Linked DNA regions of Homo sapiens: region 1 is linked to region 2. Evidence: chromatin contacts called from ENCODE Hi-C or POLR2A ChIA-PET data. All regions are on one chromosome and are shown on one strand. The core of a region is the stretch at or near the end of the contact, and the rest is flanking DNA. Distances in the headings are between cores, read along the strand shown. Region 1 overlaps PRKCE (protein kinase C epsilon). Region 2 overlaps PRKCE (protein kinase C epsilon).

Region 1 (4,038 bases), core at 715-3,214, 47 kb before region 2:
TTGTAGAGCAAAGGGCATGAGAAGTCTCTCTTCTAAACCTAGGCTCTGCCCTGTCTCCATAATTTTATTTCATGATGTTAGATCTGGGAAGAGATTTAGCACATTTCTGTATTAGTAGAGCATTTGAGGGAGATGATAACTATTAAACAAGAGAGGTAAAGAGAAACATTCAGAGATGAACAGGTTTATTGGGATAAAGAGTGAGGGTACAGATTTGAGGCTACCATTCACAGACCAGGGCTAGCTATTCTAGAAACAATAGATGTCATTAGACAAATAATGACATGATGGTTTGATATTGGTGTTCTAAACCTCCAGAGGTTAATAACTTTGTTGGATTTCAGTGGTGGACACCAGCAATCTTAGGAGGTCTAGCAGCAAGACTGGTTCTTGCCAAGTTAGGAGATGTTAGTTTGTTAGTGCTGATTGGATGGAATAAGCATACAACCGCTCTGTGTGCCCCCTTCTTTCCCCTCTGCAGGGTGTGAGAATGGAAAAAGAGAATTACACTTCTGATAACCTAAATATTCGCTAACCTGTGGTGGGGATGCTTATTTTGGCCTTTTAGGCGCAAACTTGTTTCTTTAACTGTTAGTTTTATGGTGCCCAGGGTTAAACTTTAAAGTTGGACTGTTTACATGCTTGCGACATGGTGAACCAAACGGGGAAAGTAAGATAAAAACAGGCTTGATAAAGGCCAGCCGACTTCTGCCAGTAGGCTAAAACTCACAGACTCTCAGATATATACATACATATATGGCCAAGATGTCTTGCTGTTAAATGGTCTTTAAGAGAGCAGAAAAGCCTTTTTAACAAATGCACCTATTGTAGAGTCTTTCCAATAGCCTATACCTTTCAACTTGTGAAGATAAATAAGAACATATGGTTTGTCTCAACATGCTTTTAACAAAAACCAGATGAACACATGTAAAACAATTAGAGAGTTGTCTTAGGTACCCTGAAGTTCTTATACAGGATATTTGCTCTTCATTCAACGTTTATTGACTACCTACTGTGTTCCAGGCCACCAGACCCTGTGTTAGAGGTTAGAGATTTAAAACTCTAGTAACTTATGTATTATAATCTATACATGTCATTTAAAGACATAGCATTTTTGGGCTGAGTGCGGTGGCGCACGCCTGTAATCCCAGCACTTTGGGAGGCCGAGGTGGGTGGATCATGAGATAAGGAGTTCAAGACCAGCCTGGCCAAGATGCTAAAACCCCGTCTCTACTAAAAATACAAAAATTAGCTGGGTGTGGTAGCATGCACCTGTAATCCCAGTCACTCGGGAGGCTGAGGCAGGAGAAGCGCTTGAACCCAGGAGGCAGAGGTTGCAGTGAGCCGAGATCACCCCACTGCACTCCAGCCTGGGAGACAGAGCAAGACTCTGTCTCAAAAAAAAAAAAAAAAAAAAAAAAAAAAAAGGCATAGCATTTTCTTAATATAATAAGCCTCCTGGTGGGAAGTAATTGTGATTGAGTGTCTAGGGCAATGTAGTTATCCTAAATTTTAACCAGGTGATTTTAAAATCACCATTTGGAAAATGGTCCCATTATATCTATTTGTAAACTGAGTCATGAAAAAGTTGTCAGAGTACCCAGGTAGGCGTTTATGATGCACCTAAGTACAGGCCAGCCAAAATTGTTTTGGTTTTGGTGCTTCCACCTGTGATTAATGTCCCACTTGACTCCTTGAGCTGTTTCATCTGAAATTATATTCCTGAAATTCATCTGGCTCTGCTGATTATCTCTACCTGGGCCTGTGGATGAGATCAGAGAGACCAGAGCTGGGGCTATTTCTTGGTAATGCAACTGCCATTCCCCATGCGTGGACACAAATAGACAATGCCTGTGGGAATCCAAACCCCAAGGACTGTGAGAGGCATGCATGCCCTGTATTAAAGCAGCAGCCTGGCTTGGTGCTCACTAAGTGCATGGTCAGCAGTCACTACTCCTGTGACATGTATTGTCTGAGTCACTCATTTGGCACTTATTACATCCTGTCTTGGGTTATTAGTAACCTTTGCATGCATTTGTTTCTCCTCCCCAGCCACACCGCCCCAGTGGTGCAGACTCAGGGTTCTCCTCGCCATTCAAATTCTTCACCAGTGCTCTTTATGGGCAGTAAACTTGGTTTTTATTTTAATTATGAAATGGTAGTGTTTAAGCTTATTAAAATATAAGTGTTGTTTATCCAAACAATCATAAATGAACTTATTAAATTTTTTACAAACAGCTTTACTGAGACATCTCTGACATACAAACTGCCCATATTTAAAGTGTAGAATTTGATAAGTTTGAACTTCATAATATGATTTCTTATTCTTTTTTTCAGATAACATGATTTCTAACTCATTTTTTACAGATAACATGATTTCTTACTCATTTTCTTTTTCAAAATGATGTTTGATGAGCACCGATTTTACAGAGGGTGCCTGTCTGAGAGTACGAGGTAGGAACTTTTGAAATAACACACTGGTGGTAAGGGGGTAGTTTGGTTCCCAGATAACTTTGAGATTCTAGTTTTATTTTTTATTTATTTATTTTTTTTGAGACAGAATCTTGCTCTGTTGACCAGGCTGGAGTGCAGTGGCACGATCTTGGCTGACTCCAACCTCTGCCTCCTGGGTTCAAGTGACTCTTGGGCCTCAGCCTCCCAAGTAACTGGGATTACAGGCACACATCACCTTGCCTGGCTAATTTTCTTTTTGAGATGGAGTTTCACTCTTGTTGCCCAGGCTGGAGTGCAATGGCGCGATCTCCACTCACTGTAACCTCCACCTCCTGGATTCAAGCAATTCTCCTGCCTCAGCCTCACAAGTAGCTGGGATTACAGGCATGTGCCACCATGCCTGGCTATTTTTGGTATTTTTAGTAGAAACGGGGTTTCATCATGTTTCAACTCCTGACCTCAGGTGATTCACCCACCTCAGCCTCCCAAGGTGTTGAGATTATAGGTGTGAGCCGCCACGCCCAGCCAAGATTCTAGTTTTCTGCCACGGTAAATTGAGGTGTTCCTGGCATATAGTAGGCAAGAAATAAAGCCTGTTTATTGAAGGCTATGTGTATGTAGTTGTAAAGTCACCTCAGTTCTCTTTACGAAAAAAGAATATTGTACGTCTTTTATTTATTTTTAATGGGGGAATAGTTTGTAATGGCCTTAGTAACTTTGAGCATTTTATCCTCTTGACAAATCCAGCAGAGATTTTACTTCCTGAATGAAAGGATACTGGCTAGCCAAGCGTTGGTTGAAATGTTCAGTGGGGAAAGTAAGTTGATATTCCTATCACCGCAGAATCTCTTTGTCTCTGGATTTCCCTTTGATTTTCACAAGGACTGAGCAAGTCCTGCAGGTAATTCAGTGCCAGGGCAGGCTAGCTGAGTTTTAATTGATGCTAATTAGCACCCCCATAGACTGTGACAATTTTTTCCCCTCAAGCAGTCAGCCAAGTGGCATTAGGAAATGTGAGACATCTTTCTTTGGAATCGTCATAGGAGCAGAACTATTTTCAGGCCCAGTCTCCTTGGCAGGTCTTGCCCTTCTCAGAAATAGTGAGGAAATGAGATAAGAAAAGTAATACCCCGAGGAGTAAGGTGCCAAGTAGTTCTAGACCCAACTGTGGGCTTAGGACAGCAGGGAGAGGATGCTGAAGGATTTTGCTCTCAAGTACCTTTGCTTCTAGTTGGAAAGAATGAGAGATAGGATGGAATGAAGTCTGACTGCTGCATGGGAGCTGGGGGGAAATGCTTTGCGGGAGCAGTATTTATGGCAAGTTCAGAAGACATCTTCTTACCTTGAACAAGTCATTAGAGCTGGAACTGTATACTGATGACAAAAGATAAAATATAACAAGATAAACGGTCCCAGGCAGTCTTGTGTGCTCCGTCCTCCCAGCTATACTCCACTGGAATCCAGTGTCTGCCTTTGGTGGTAGATGTTCCTGTTTCTCCATCCCTTGGCTAGATATATATTATCCATTGATAGGCAGCTAAGTTTGCAGCCAATTCTCAATCATTTCTTGTGGTGGGGGACAGA
Region 2 (3,722 bases), core at 935-3,434:
AGATGTATACCTGGATGCATGTCATAGTACAGTCCCTGTTTGCCCAAGGTGAAGTTAATTTTATGTGATGGGGCAGAGTTAATCCTTGTTAGGCAAATGATGCAGTCTTCTCCGGAGTAGAAAACTGTGTAGACAAGAACAGCTTACCTACCTCTTAAGGCCATAGTTATTTATTTAGCATAAACCAAATACATGGTGATAAGGGAGATACAGTAAGATCTTTTGGAAGTCTTTTTATGGAAACTGATGTGTATTGAAGGTAGAAGACAAGCAATGGCGGAATGTTGTGTATGTCCAACCAGTGCACAAAAGTGGGAGTGGGTACCTCTAATGGGAGAGATCACTGGGGGCTTCCCGGAGGACGGGGTTCAAACTCTGCCTAAAGGATAAGGATAAGAGGATTTGGACTAGGAGGGAGGGCATTCCAGGTAGCTTAGAGGATTTGACCAAGCTTTTGTACAACATCTGTCATTCCACCCAGATGTTCTGCTGGCCATCATTTGCTCCCTGATGCCTTTAGTTTCTTGCCATTGCATTGGTTGGACTCTGCTTCTTGACTTCACATTGGGGCATGTGTTTTATTTTATTTTATTTTATTTTTAAGACGGAGTCTCGCTCTGTCACCCAGGCTAGAGTGCAGTGGTGCGATCTCGGCTCACTGTAACCGCTGGCTCCTGGGTTCAAGCGATTCTCCCGCTTCAGCCTCCTGAGTAGCTGGGATTACAGGTGCCCGCCACCACACCCAGCTAATTTTTGTATTTTTAGTAGAGACGGGGTTTCACCATGTTGGTCAGGCTGGTCTCAAACTCCTGACCTCGTGATCTGCCTGCCTCGGCCTCCCAAAGTGCTGAGATTACAGACGTGAGCCACCGGGCCCAGCCAGGGCATGTATTTTTACAGTAAACTCTGGGAAGCCAAGATGGAAAATAAAGCCCTTACTGGCTTAAACCAGGCTGAGGGAGATGGTCTCTTGAGTAAACACCATGCCTCGCTTTCTGTTTAAGCGTATCTTTTCTTTTCAAGCCTGCTCCTTCTGTGTAAGTGTATTTTTCAAAGTGTGACTCCACATCCTTTCAGAAAGTCCTTCGTATCCCATCAAGGGAGTAAGGTGATGGGTGAGAAGCTACTCTAAATAAATTAAGGGTAGTATCTGTTTTGGCTTCAAAGGGCAAAGGATCAAGGTTAGGGCAAGTAGAAATTTCTCCCTCTTGATTTTAAGTGAAATTTTTTATTTTTATTTTTATAAGACCCTAATTGCCTGCTTCATACCTAGAAGGCCAGAAACATTCCTGGATGTTGGACTAGCAAGCCAGAGAACAATCTAAGCAATGCCATTTCACTGGCCCCTTCTTCACCAGAACCCTTCCCCCAATAGTCCCATGCCCAAACACACGCACTCTTCACAGTATCCTCTTGTGCATGCTGCTTGCTTTGAGGGTGGTGCAAGTGCTATTGGGTGTCATTTTATATTACAGTTGTAATGCCCACGTGCCGCTGGAATCTTTGTATCTTAGTCACAGACTTCTAGAGTGTCTGAGCTGGAAGGAACCTTCATTCTCAGCCCCTTGTTTTACAGATGGGGAACTGAAAGCCCCCAGGTTGCCTGACTGTAAGTTGAGGTCTGTCTTCACCAGTTCATGGTTTGTTTTCAGTATCTGAGCAATAACAGCTGCTAATTATTGAGGCCCTGTGCTGAGTGCTTTTCATGCATCATGTCACTTATTTTTCATAACAACTGTATGAGGAAGGTATGACCATCATCTCTCCTTTAAGGTTAGAGAGGTTGAGTAATGTGTTTAGAGTTGGGTGTTGGAGCTGGGTGTTAGCAAAGATTTGAACTCAGTATACGGTGGCACTGGGGCACTGGCTCCTAACTGGTAGGCTGTGCTGCACTGTGTTTGCCAAGTGAGGCTGCCTCTATTCCCACTTCTTCCCTCACTTCCCATCGTCTTTCTTTTTCACTGCCCCACCAGGGATCTTGCTCTCAACTTGCCAAGGTAGGATTCCGACCATGGCTACCATGATGACTTGGAAGCCTGGACTCCAAAGGAAGGAGTTCCAAAGCCTTGATCAATGGAACAGAGGCATTGTCCTTGGGACCCGAAGGAGCTGATACCACGTCACTTATACCAGGATCCTTGCTGGTTAATTCACATAGGGCGGTGGAGGACACAGTGCAGTCTCTGTTTGCACTGGCTTATGGGAGACTGAGCAAGATAGAGTAGAGAGAAAGTAGATGAAAGGTGCCATGAAAGCCATCCTCAGCTCAAGCCTGTGTCTTCTTAGCAGGGGTCATTGCATCCTCTTTATTATCAAAGGGTGTGATCCTAATACGCTTATGAGACAGCCAGTGTAGATGTGATATCAAGCCAGCTCGGCCCTCCCTGGAGCCTCCATCATATGCATCTATGTGTCCCCCTTCATTACTTTCCGATTCCTTTTCCCCCTCCTACAGCAATAGCCTGAAGGATATTTTTAGGCCCCAGTGAGGCTGTGATCACTGACCCTTGGCTTCTGAAAATTTTTACACCGTTTTGAAGGGATGTGCATACTCAGGAATACAGCTATTTTTGAATCTGTACTAGAGATTCTAGGCTGTATCCTCCATGGGGGCTTATTTTTTAAGTTTGAGCAGAAAATATTCCAAGGGACATTGGTAGTGTAATGGATGATGAGCCTGTATGCTGATGCTGATTAGGCCAGAGTGGGTCCAGACTGCTCTGGCCATCCTTGACCGGAGGAAGAACTAGTACGTCCACCTTGCCTCAAGGGGAGCAGATCTGTCAATGGCTCAAAGCCTGGAGTGCAGTTCCTACTAGCTCCACCTGGAGTCTTAAAAGAGGAACAGATCAGCATGGAGGAGATCTTTGGGTCCTGGGCATTTTGCATTTTTTAAGGGTATAGAGTCATACTTTTATAGTTCAACAACATTGACAAGAATGGATGTTTTGAGTCCGTTGGTTAACCTTGGATTTGAAAAGAGGAAGAAAAACAGAAACCACACATTAGCAGGGCAGCACTGAGGTTACAGTCATGTTACCATAGACGCCAGGCTTGAAGAGCCGTTTGGGGACAACAGAGCACAACACTGGAAAAATAAATTTTTTAGAGACAGGGTTCCGCTCTGTCACCCAGACTTGAGTGCAGTGGTGCTCACTGTAACCTCAAGTTTTTGGGCTCAAACAACCCTCCCATCTCAGCCTCCTGGGTAGCTAGGATTACAGGTGTGGGCCACCATACCCAGCTAATTTTTTATTTTTTATTTTTGTAGAGATGGAGTCTTGCTGTGTTGCCCAGGCTGGTCTCAAACTCCTGGCCTCAAGTGATCCTCCTACCTTGGCCTCCCAAAGCTCTGGGATTACAACTGTGAGCCACCAGTTGTAATTTTTTTTTTTTTTTTTTTCCCGAGACAGAGTCTCACCCTGTTGCCCAGGCTCGAGTACAGTGGCACAATCTCGGCTCACTGCGACTTCTGCCTCCTGGGTTCAGGCAATTCTTGTGCCTCAGCCACCTTAGTAGGTGGGATTACAGGTGTGCACCACCACACCTGGCTAATTTTTGTATTTTTAGTACAGACAGGGTTTCACCCCATTGGCCAGGCTGGTCTCAAACTCCTGGCCTTAAGCTATCTACCCGCCTCAGCCTCCCAAAGTGCTAGGATTACAGGTGTGAGCTACCATGCCTGGCAAGCACAACATTTTTAATTTTCAAGAGCTACCAGT

What was found. A loop is a pair of places that touch in the nucleus more often than their neighbours do. ChIA-PET counts read pairs that join two places held with the same protein, here RNA polymerase II (POLR2A). Pooled maps may share reads with other maps.
Region 1: a loop to region 2 is called in a map with no recorded cell type, with 7 times the contacts of the local background. The contact joins two enhancer-like sites. A Hi-C loop is called at or near these places in 6 of 168 maps with a recorded cell type or tissue (B cell, GM12878, OCI-LY7 and 3 more), 36 of 37 single-sample maps with no recorded cell type and 9 of 50 pooled maps. POLR2A ChIA-PET finds 5 or more read pairs at or near these places in 6 of 52 experiments (GM12878, HCT116, K562 and 3 more).

The regions. Positions count from the first base shown.
Region 1 is chr2:45,679,892-45,683,929 of GRCh38, forward strand. The region is part of intron 1 of PRKCE (protein kinase C epsilon); the gene reads left to right. Among named protein-coding and RNA genes, the nearest start is that of PRKCE-AS1, 6.4 kb to the left of the region's middle. Within about 2 kb of position 1,965, at least 6 of the 41 ENCODE cell types and tissues checked have a DNase peak (open chromatin) inside an H3K27ac peak, as active enhancers do.
Region 2 is chr2:45,727,072-45,730,793 of GRCh38, forward strand. All of the region lies in intron 1 of PRKCE (protein kinase C epsilon), which reads left to right. Among named protein-coding and RNA genes, the nearest start is that of PRKCE-AS1, 53 kb to the left of the region's middle. RefSeq lists enhancers at 2,666-2,745, 3,126-3,265. Within about 2 kb of position 2,185, at least 5 of the 41 ENCODE cell types and tissues checked have a DNase peak (open chromatin) inside an H3K27ac peak, as active enhancers do.